Regions from separate parts of the Homo sapiens genome. Here region 1 is linked to region 2. A link is an interaction called in ENCODE POLR2A ChIA-PET data of the cell type or tissue named here. Cell type or tissue: endothelial cell of umbilical vein. All regions are shown on one strand. Region 1 overlaps LINC00571 (long intergenic non-protein coding RNA 571). Region 2 overlaps TRPC4 (transient receptor potential cation channel subfamily C member 4).

What was found. Peaks named below come from ENCODE experiments on the same cell type or tissue, not always from the same donor. Only the 100,000 strongest peaks of a DNase experiment are listed, where the experiment ranks them.
Region 1: POLR2A ChIA-PET joins it to region 2 with 7 read pairs; 2 of 35 experiments call an interaction of 5 or more read pairs at or near these places.

What each region holds. Positions count from the first base shown.
Region 1 is chr13:38,070,468-38,075,467 of GRCh38, forward strand. The region is part of intron 3 of LINC00571 (long intergenic non-protein coding RNA 571); the gene reads right to left. Among named protein-coding and RNA genes, the nearest start is that of LINC00571, 70 kb to the right of the region's middle. In endothelial cell of umbilical vein, no CTCF peak of the experiment used is centred here; no DNase peak of the experiment used is centred here.
Region 2 is chr13:37,698,961-37,703,960 of GRCh38, forward strand. All of the region lies in intron 3 of TRPC4 (transient receptor potential cation channel subfamily C member 4), which reads right to left. Among named protein-coding and RNA genes, the nearest start is that of POSTN, 100 kb to the left of the region's middle. In endothelial cell of umbilical vein, no CTCF peak of the experiment used is centred here; DNase peaks (open chromatin) are centred at 2,121, 2,601 and 3,221; H3K27ac peaks cover 2,552 bases.

The sequences.
Region 1 (5,000 bases), 370 kb after region 2:
AAGGACTTCATGTCTAAAACACCAAAATCAATGCAACAAAAGCCAAAATTGACAAATGGGATCTCATTAAACTAAAGAGCTTCTGCACAGCAAAAGAAACTACCATCAGAGTGAACAGGCAACCTACAAAATGGGAGAAAATTTTCACAACCTACTCATCTGATAAAGGGCTAATATCCAGAATCTACAATGAACTCAAACAAATTTACAAGAAAAAAACAAACAACCCCATCAAAAAGTGGGTGAAGGACATGAAGAGACACTTCTCAAAAGAAGACATTTATGCAGCCAAAAAACACATGAAAAAATGCTCACCCTCACCGGCCATCAGAGAAATGCAAATCAAAACCGCAATGAGATAGCATCTCACACCAGTTAGAATGGCAATCATTAAAAAGTCAGGAAACAACAGGTGCTGGAGAGGATGTGGAGAAATAGGAACACTTTTACACTGTTGGTGGGACTGTAAACTAGTTCAACCATTGTGGAAGTCAGTGTGACGATTCCTCAGGGATCTAGAACTAGAAATACCATTTGACCCAGCCATCCCATTACTGGGTATATACCCAAAGGACTATAAATCATGCTGCTATAAAGACACATGTACACGTATGTTTATTGCGGCATTATTCACAATAGCAATACAAATGTCCAACAATGATAGACTGGATTAAGAAAATGTGGCACATATACACCATGGAATACTATGCAGCCATAAAAAATGATGAGTTCATGTCCTTTGTAGGGACATGGATGAAATTGGAAATCATCATTCTAAGTAAACTATTGCAGGGACAAAAAACCAAACACAGCATGTTCTCACTCATAGGTGGGAATTGAACAATGAGAACACACGGACACAGGAAGGCGAACATCACACTCCGGGGACTGTTGTGGGGTCGGGGGAGGGATAGCATTAGGAGATATACCTAATGCTAAATGTCACGTTAATGGGTGCAGCACACCAGCATGGCACATGTATACATATGTAACTAACCTGCACATTGTGCACATGTACCCTAAAACTTAAAGTATAATAATAATAAAAAAATAAAAATAAAAATACAAAAAAATAAAAAAAATTAAAAAATAAAAATAAATAAAGATCTTGTTCCATTAATTTTGAGCTTTCATTACTGCTATTAAAAATTTATTTGTTGTGGCCAGGTGCAGCGGCTCAAGCCTGTAATCCCAGTACTTTGGGAGGCCGAGGTATGTGGCTCACCTGAGGTCAGGAGTTTGAGCTCAGTATGACCAACATGGTGAAACCCCGTCTCTACTAAAAATACCTAATTAGCCCGGTGTGATGGCGGGTGCCTGTAATCCCAGCTACTTGGGAGGCTGAGGCAGAAGAAATGCTTAAACTTGGGAGGTGGAGGTTGCAGCAAGCTAAGATCACGTCAGTGCACGCCAACCTGGGCAACAAGAGGAAAACTCTGTCTCAAAAAAAAAAAAAATGAGTTTGTCATTATTATTGTTGCTTTGAAGGAAATGATTTTTTTTTCTGGCTGTTGCTTTTGCTTTAAGTTGTTGGTTGTGTTTATCCTGATACGCCTTAGTGTGGTTTACTTTGTGCATATTCCAACTAAGGTTTATTGAAGTTCTCAAATCTGTACTTTAATAACTTTCTTCAGCTTTGGAGAATATTTGGTGACTTTCCGTATTTCTTCTGTCATATTATTTTCCTCTTTTCTCATTTTAGAACTTAATTAACATATATTAAATTTTCTCATTGTATCTTATATAAGCTCTTACACTCTGTTCTAAACAATCTATGGAATTTTTCTCTACAAGGATTCTGGATTTTTTTGACTTTCTTGTCTTCCAGTTTATTAATCAATTAGTCAACACTTCTATTTCATTTAATCTTCTATTAAAAACAACTATTAACTGAAATTAAGAAGATTATCTACTTAGATTCTTAGAATCCCACCCTATATTTCAAATAATGGCAAAAAAAAAAGAAGGGAAAACCAACTGTGAGTCACACTAATTATGCTTTGTAAATTTTTTGTATTTTTAATGTTTTCACATATTAGGGTCTTGCTGATCCTGGACAGACTGCTTCTCCCAAGATTTATCAATTCCCAAAGATACAAAGAACTCACATGCAAACATGCTTTTCAAAGGCAAACTAAACTAACCCAGAACCCATATCCCCAACCACATTTTAAAATCATGCTCTCACAGTCTGGGCCATGATTTCCTTGCCCTAATTACCCCAGAGCCAGATACCAGACAACTAGGAAGAGCTCCTACACAATGGAGCCTGCCAAAATTGCTCAAACTAGCCAATTCTAAGCCTGCTTACACTACCTTGCCCATTTCTTCCTGCAAAAACCACAATAAAAGCTCTTGCCTGCATTTTCAGCACAGTCCATCTTCCTCCTGACCAACCTTGGTGCTTTTCCATGTGTCTCCCCCATAGTGTCATGTGTCCCTTTCCCTTTGGATCTGGAGTTATAATAACCTTTGGCAGTTGTCTCCTGGTCTTTTGGTCTCATCATACCTAGGCAAATAAATAAAACTTGCATTTTCATACATGTGTTGAGGTCATTTATCCACACATCTCTTCACATTAGAATCCTAACCTCTAGAGACCCAATTTCTCTGGCTCCACTCCTGTGAAAATAACAAAAGCTCTGGTATTGTCTATGCCCTCTAGAAGAAGGCTTCTGTCAGAGTACTTCAGACAGAAGTTCATCCACTTGCTGTTTTCTCATATTTGAAAAATGTGTCAAGAAAACAGAAGCTAGAGAAATTCTGTCTACCTCTACAGTCATTTCCAATGTTCTGCATTGTTATCTAATTTTTTTCCATGTACCTAAATCAAACATATAAGTCTATTACCATTTCTCCCATACACTTTAAATACTTGCCAATTGCAGAATCCAGGGTGTCATCTTCCATATAACCCCATTCCCATCTACCACATATGAAAATGTTAGTAAATCCAGCTTTTCAGGGGTTCTTAGGACCCACGATTATGACTAGCATTGGGATCCTTGTTGCCGTCTGATAGGTGAATAATGCAACTTCTGGATCCTATTCTCAGGATATATTATCTAGTCCTGTTTCAGCTTTCAGTTTACAGTATATATTTTCTCCTAATAAATGGCAATAGTTTGTTCCATTTATATTAATAATTGATGGTATCACAGATTTTCAGTTAAGAGAAATATACAGATCCTAATATTCACAGGTATGCTTGAGAAATTAATATGGAAGTCTTGTACATCTCATACTTATGACATATTCCTGCAATTTTCTTTATCCCTGTAGCATCACGTTGATATTTTTACTATGTGCAATTAATATTGAGATACATTTTGGCATTCTATCACAGTTTGCTGCACCAGGCAATTCATTAGCACTGGAAATTTGGTGTTCCTGAACATATTCAGTAGCCACTTTAAAATTAACATTTAAAATGTCTCCTTGCTACAGACAGGAAATATTATTCATTACATGATATTTTGCATTGATTGCACATCTTAACTTAAAGGGTGAGATTCCCCTGATAGATTATGGACATGGATCCTTGAAGTCTCAGCTTAAGAGCTAGGAAATGACACTCTGGTAGTTAGCCATTATTCTGCAAAATGTAACCTATACTTGGAACCAAGAGACATCATATAATGCTGCATTCCTGGTTGCTGGAATTCCAAGAAATTGCCCTTCTCAGAAAGATTTCCATTGACATATGTGGCTAATATATGCTTCTTGTCTCCACAACTTAATGCCCTTCTGGCTTTGAGTTTCTGGCTCCTGGTGGGAGATAATACCACGAGATGACATAATGTTTCACTAAACATAAAGCTGCAGTTGCTATATCTGGGTCTTCCCATGTTAATAGGCTGGTAGGAAAATAAATGAGTTATTTTACTGGAATAAATAATTTACTCAGTATGGGGGCGTAAGTTTACAGTTCGATAATGGGACAAGGCTGAGTATTCTGGAATGCGAAGTATTCATTGGGGTGAGTCTTGCTTCTTACATGACCACTGAAAAGTATAAATAGAAAATTGAGAAATTTTACCCCCAAAAATCATGGTAACCAGGGATGTGGATCATCCAGGGAAGAAAATCTGAATTGTTAATTCACAAGTCAGACCTTTCAGATAAACTAAAATTCTGGCTACTGTTGAGTAGAGAATGGGTGACATAAAACGGGCATAAAGATGATCAGTTCTATTAAGGTTGCTATATTTGCTGCCCATAATATATTAATAATTATTAGTGGAAACAAATGCTTTTAAATTCAGAGGAAAAAAAGGATACATAAGAACTGCAGAATGAGTATTATAATCACTTAATGAACTACAACATGCAAGACAGATGAAATGATTAACTCGGATGTGATTTAAATCTCTATTAATGCTGCCACCTAGTAAACATGATTTAAAATATCCAATAGCAGACACTTATTAAGAATCAATGTTTCTGCTGGACACTTTGCTGGTTTTTGTGGACATAAAGGTAACTTACACATCATTTCTTCTGTCACGTCGGAAACTGTGGCTAAATTTTTTTATGAATTTTATCCTTGCTGTCACATTTATTGACAGGAATTCAAATGGCAAGGAAGTACAGAAAAGACTGTCACTACAGTATTTACCTGGAACTCATGTTCTTTATGCTTTAGCAAAATGCATGATGATATTCAAGATATTTGACCATATAATTATTTCTTGTACAAACTGTTACAGCTACTACACCTGAAGCTGTCCTAGTATGAATGACTTTATCACTGAAGATAAACAGAAATATTTTGGTTTACAAATACTTCATATGTGAAATGAAATATATGAATAAGATGATTGTATCTAAACATTTTGGTTTCTCAAAACAAAGTCTGAGACAAAGATTTGACTACAGGTGGTTTATTTGTGATGCATTTTAAGAAGTAACATTAAGTGAGCAGACAGCGGAAGAAAGGGAAAAAGCAAAAGCACTTAAAGCATTTAAAGAATATGCTATCGGCCAGGCATGGTGGCTCA
Region 2 (5,000 bases):
CTCCAAAGTTATATGGCAAATTTACCGTACTTTGTATTATATATTTGGATATTGTAGGGATTAAGAGCACATAAGCCTTAGAGAAATCCCATTGGGATTTGAATCTTGGATCTGCTGCTTCCTGATTGTGTGAGTATTAATAAATTATTAAATTCTTATTGTGTCTTTTTCCCAATTTGTAAAATGGGGATAGTAGAAATACTTATCTCATAGGGTTATTGAAAAATTAGATGAATTAATATGTGAAAAGTATGAGTTCCTAGGTCATAGTATATGTTCAATAAATATTAGGTATCACCATTATTGCATATAAACACAGGTTTACACACACAAGGATATATGTATATACACGTATGTGCATATACATATACAATCACTTATAGACATATATACACAAGTATGTAATATGTGTTCACTTTCAGCATAATAATAATAATTAAAAGATTTATGCAAGGAAATTACATTCAGAAGATAATAATAACTGAAGCATAAGGGAATACCAATAAGATAACTAGTTGCCCAATTAAGTTTTTCAGCCTTGTTAAAAGGCAAAAAATCAATAGAGATTTAATCAAATCTGAGAAACATTGGCTAAAATGCTTGAGAATAATGAAGAAGACTAATTGATAAACTACAGATTCTATTCTCTGCAGACTCTCTTGCCCAACAAGTGTCAAGTTCAAAAATTTCGTACCCAGTCATAAAATCACCTAAGTGTTTTCTTAAATATACATGTTAAATTCAGATTTGCAGATCAGGATTCAAGGAAGAGCTAAATGCATATTACAGGGGCATGACATTTGATGTCACATAACCAGAAGGGAAGACAATAACTAAATTTCATATGATGATAGTGTTGGTGAGGCAGAGGCTGATTAAACTTCTGAAACCATTCCTGAGTCTACATTTAAAATTGGTTTGGCAACTGATCTGAGACAATGAGTGAGCAGTAATGGAAAGCTGAAAATGAGAAAGGCAAAGGAAATAAAGCATGTGTGTGGGTGATGAACCCAACGTTGAACTTAGCAAACAAAACAGCAAGCAAACAAAACCCAATTTAGGTGGTAGGAAGGTCGAGTCAATAAATAATGTTCGTTCTTTGAAAATCACAAAGGGTAGCAGTTGGTACAAAGTCTACCTCTATTCACCAATACCCTTCTCAGAGCACATATACATTGTTCCAAACTATTATGGAAAATAGATTAAAAATGCTAGTTATTTCTAGGTAGCTACCTAGATGCTTTCTTAAAACTTGAATAGAGGTGTGGAGGCAGAAAATTATACAGTATTGAAGAAAGCACCATTTGACTTTTGAATCATGTAGGTGAGTAATAGATGAAAATGGTGGATGGAAAGCAGTGAGGAAGGCTCAGATCCTGGCCTTCCATGAATGGGCTGGTTCTCCAGTCTCTAATGAGCCACTGACATTTTCCACACAGAGGAGTGGCATGTTCAGAATGGGTGTTTCACTTTTAATCAAAGTCTCCTGGAGAGACTCCTACTGAAGAATGAACACTGCTCTACTATCTCCCAGTAGGTCAAGAATTCAGAAAGGAAAAAAGAGACAGAATGGGAATGAATATTAGTTGTTCTTATGAAATAAAATGATATAAGCGCACTTTGCTTTTCCCTTCTCTATTCCTTTTAACATAATATCAAGACCTATAGTTTTAGAAAAAATTAAATTGTTCCAGACCTTAGAAAATAGGAAACTCATTTCATAGCTTCTTTCCAGAATCAAAAGTTGATATCACAGAATGGAGTTGTTTCTCTACCCATCTAATTTATACATATAAATAATATATGTGAAGGGTTATATTTGTTTCAAATGTGTTAGGTCCTATAAGCAGAATTTTTAAACTGTAGCCTTAAGGTTGAGAATAAGATCACTTCCTTTTATGCTCTCTAATCTCTTTTCTGTCTCCCTGACAAAAGCTCTGCTGACTATCTTGGCTGACAGATTTTCTGGGCTTAAAAAAGATAACAATAATAATACTCTGTTTTTTAATGATCTGTTAATTGAGGTTGGAATTAAATTAGTCTATAATATACAGAGAAAAAGTTATGTGTTTTGGAAACAGCAGAGGCAACACAGTCACCGACCTCTCAGGTTGTGCTATTTGCTCCAACTTGTATGGCAACAGAGCTGGCAACTGCACAAAAACAACACATAAAAGAGCCAAAAAAGAGAAAAAGGGACAAAAAGAGTTATAGTTCCCTATAATTCTGTCAGTCTTTGATATCATTTTCACAAAGCAGACAGGAATAAAGAGTAAAGTATCTGTTGAATGGAAATTATTCTTTGGCGTAATTTTATTTTTTATTCTTTATTGGCTCATCTAATTGTCAATGATTCCTGCTGATCAAACATCTGGGATGTTCCTCCCCGGCTGCACCATCTCTCCAGCTCCTCTGCCATCTCTCTCATCTAGGTCTTTTATTTTTTACAAGGATTATTGAGTAATCAGCTTCCCTCTCTCATTCTTTTTTTAAACAGCCTAAGTTATGTTCCTAAAAATGAGGCATGTATCATTTCCTCTCCGTCATCATTGTCATTTCCAGCATTTCCACTTGCCACACGTGCAAGTGTTGCTTGTTCCCATCCTGGTCTCTGTGGCCCTTCATGCTAGCTTCCTGAGAAAATGCACATCCCAGTAAGTAAGGACAAATCATGAGGCAGGGTGAAGGATGACCTGAAAATAAGGAACAAACTACTGTACGTGAGCATATTAGTCACTGAAAACAGACCTATAACCATCAATAGTTCAAAGAAACTCAAACTGCAACCCAAAGAATCTGCGTATGAATAAGGACTTCACTGATTATTTTCTGACCCAAGGTACTGCTATTATTGTGGATATTGAAATGTTTTATACATAAACTATATCTCCATATGGTATTGAGATTTTGTTAAAATTTATTTGCTCATTGTGTTAGTTCCTAAGGGCTGCCATAAAAAGTACCATAAATTAGGTGGCTTAAAACAACATATTTTTTTTTTCTCATAGTTCTGAAAATGTGAATTCTAAAACCAGAGTGTTGGCAGCGCCATGCTTTCTCTGAGACTCTGGGTAGAATCTTTCCTTGACTTTAGCAACCTTCTGGTAAGCGACTGTGAATTCAAGGCATTCCTTGGCCTGACAGCTGTGTCATTCCAATCTCTGCCTCTGCCATCACGTGGCATTCTCCCTGTATGCCTCATTTCACATCATCTTCTCTCTTTTTATAAGATAACCAGTCATATTGGAGTAAGAGTCTGTCCCACTCCAGAATGACCTCATCTTCAGTAATTTATTGTGCAATGATCTGTTTCCAAATAAAGTCACGTTCTGAGGCAGGCACTTGGGGTTTGGACATTAGCATGTCTTTTTGCCAGATACAATTTAAACCATAACATCCATAGTTACTCATTTTCTAGTAGTTGTCTAGTATATAGTTTTTGACTCTATAGTTTACATAAAAATTGATATTTCAAATATTCCAAATATATTTCAAGATCATAAATAATTTTAAAAACCAGATAACTTTGTTTATAACACTGTTTTATTAAATATGATTGTTAGCCTAAATTAATGTTCTGGAAAAATTGAAGAAATATCACAGTGGTGAATTGTGGCATTAGATCCCTGTCTTCCAACTATACAGTTTTCCTCTACCTCTTATATCATATTTTAAAATTTTCTTATTTTGTCACAAGGATTGATAATAAATGGCAATAAATAAAAGAAACAAGGAAGAGAAAAATATCAATAACCTTATGAAATGAGGGGACCCTACACATAGGCAGTCAGCTATATACATAATGCGATTTTCGAAGGTCTGAAAAAGGTCATATATATAAAACCATCTCCCATATCAGTCTTCTGTTACAATTAAATCTTCCTAAGAGCTTTCTGAAGACTTGCATATTTTAGCTGGAATAAAACATTACATTGCTTAGACAAAAGAGGAATTAAGCAACTAGTACATAGTTGTCATCTAGTGAAGATAGGGCTTTTTATGCAATGGGATGAAAAAAAATTGAAGGTTGGAAAAAAGAAGGGTCATAAAGCTTTAATGTAGTCCAGCACTGTACCCTTAGTAAAGAATTCCAGGGATGCAGGAGAAAATACATGTATAAGGATTATCTGAGAGAAAGCATCTGAAAGGTGGTAGTTGTATGTGCTAGGACTCTCCAATATAAGAAAAAGTTTGACTAGTATAGTTGCGCTTGGTTTCATCACGTTCCTAAGGTTGAATTATCCACATAGCTCCTCTTTAGGAAAATTGCCACTTGAAAGCCACACAGGTACATAAAATTCAATAAGTTCACAATTTAATTAACATTTTGGACCATAACACTGTTTACCCATCTATGTTTATTGTGTTGATAAGTGGTACAACGTCTACCTAGATGCAACATGAACTCTTCTCCATCCATTCATAGCATAATTTAAGATTTAGAGAGTTCCTACCACCAAAAAAAACCAGTGTTTTGTAACTCACCTTCTCCCTGACCAAGTATAATTAACCAAATATAATAATGAGGAAACAAAAAACTCAAATAAAAAATGGGGACTAAAATTTGAAGAGACAGCATCAAAAGATATATAGATGGCAAATAAACACATGAAAAGATGCCCAACATCTGTTGCACATTAGGGAAATGCAAATCAAAGTCACAATGAAGTATCACTGCATACCTATTAGAATGACTAAAATTAAAAAAAATATCTAATTAAAACATATGTTGATACATGTTTGCAGACACTTAAACTTTCATACATTGAACAACAAAATATAAATAGCTTTTTAAAAAGAGTTTGCAGTTTGGTTTGGTTTGTTTTTAAATTAAATATACATCTACCAATGATACATCCATTCTTACTCTAGGCATTTATCCAAAATAAAATAGAAAATAAAAAAGAAAATAGAAAATAAAAATTTATATACATAAAAACACTTGACTACAAATATCATAGTAGCTTTTTTGTAATAGCCTCAAACTGGAACAAGCCAAA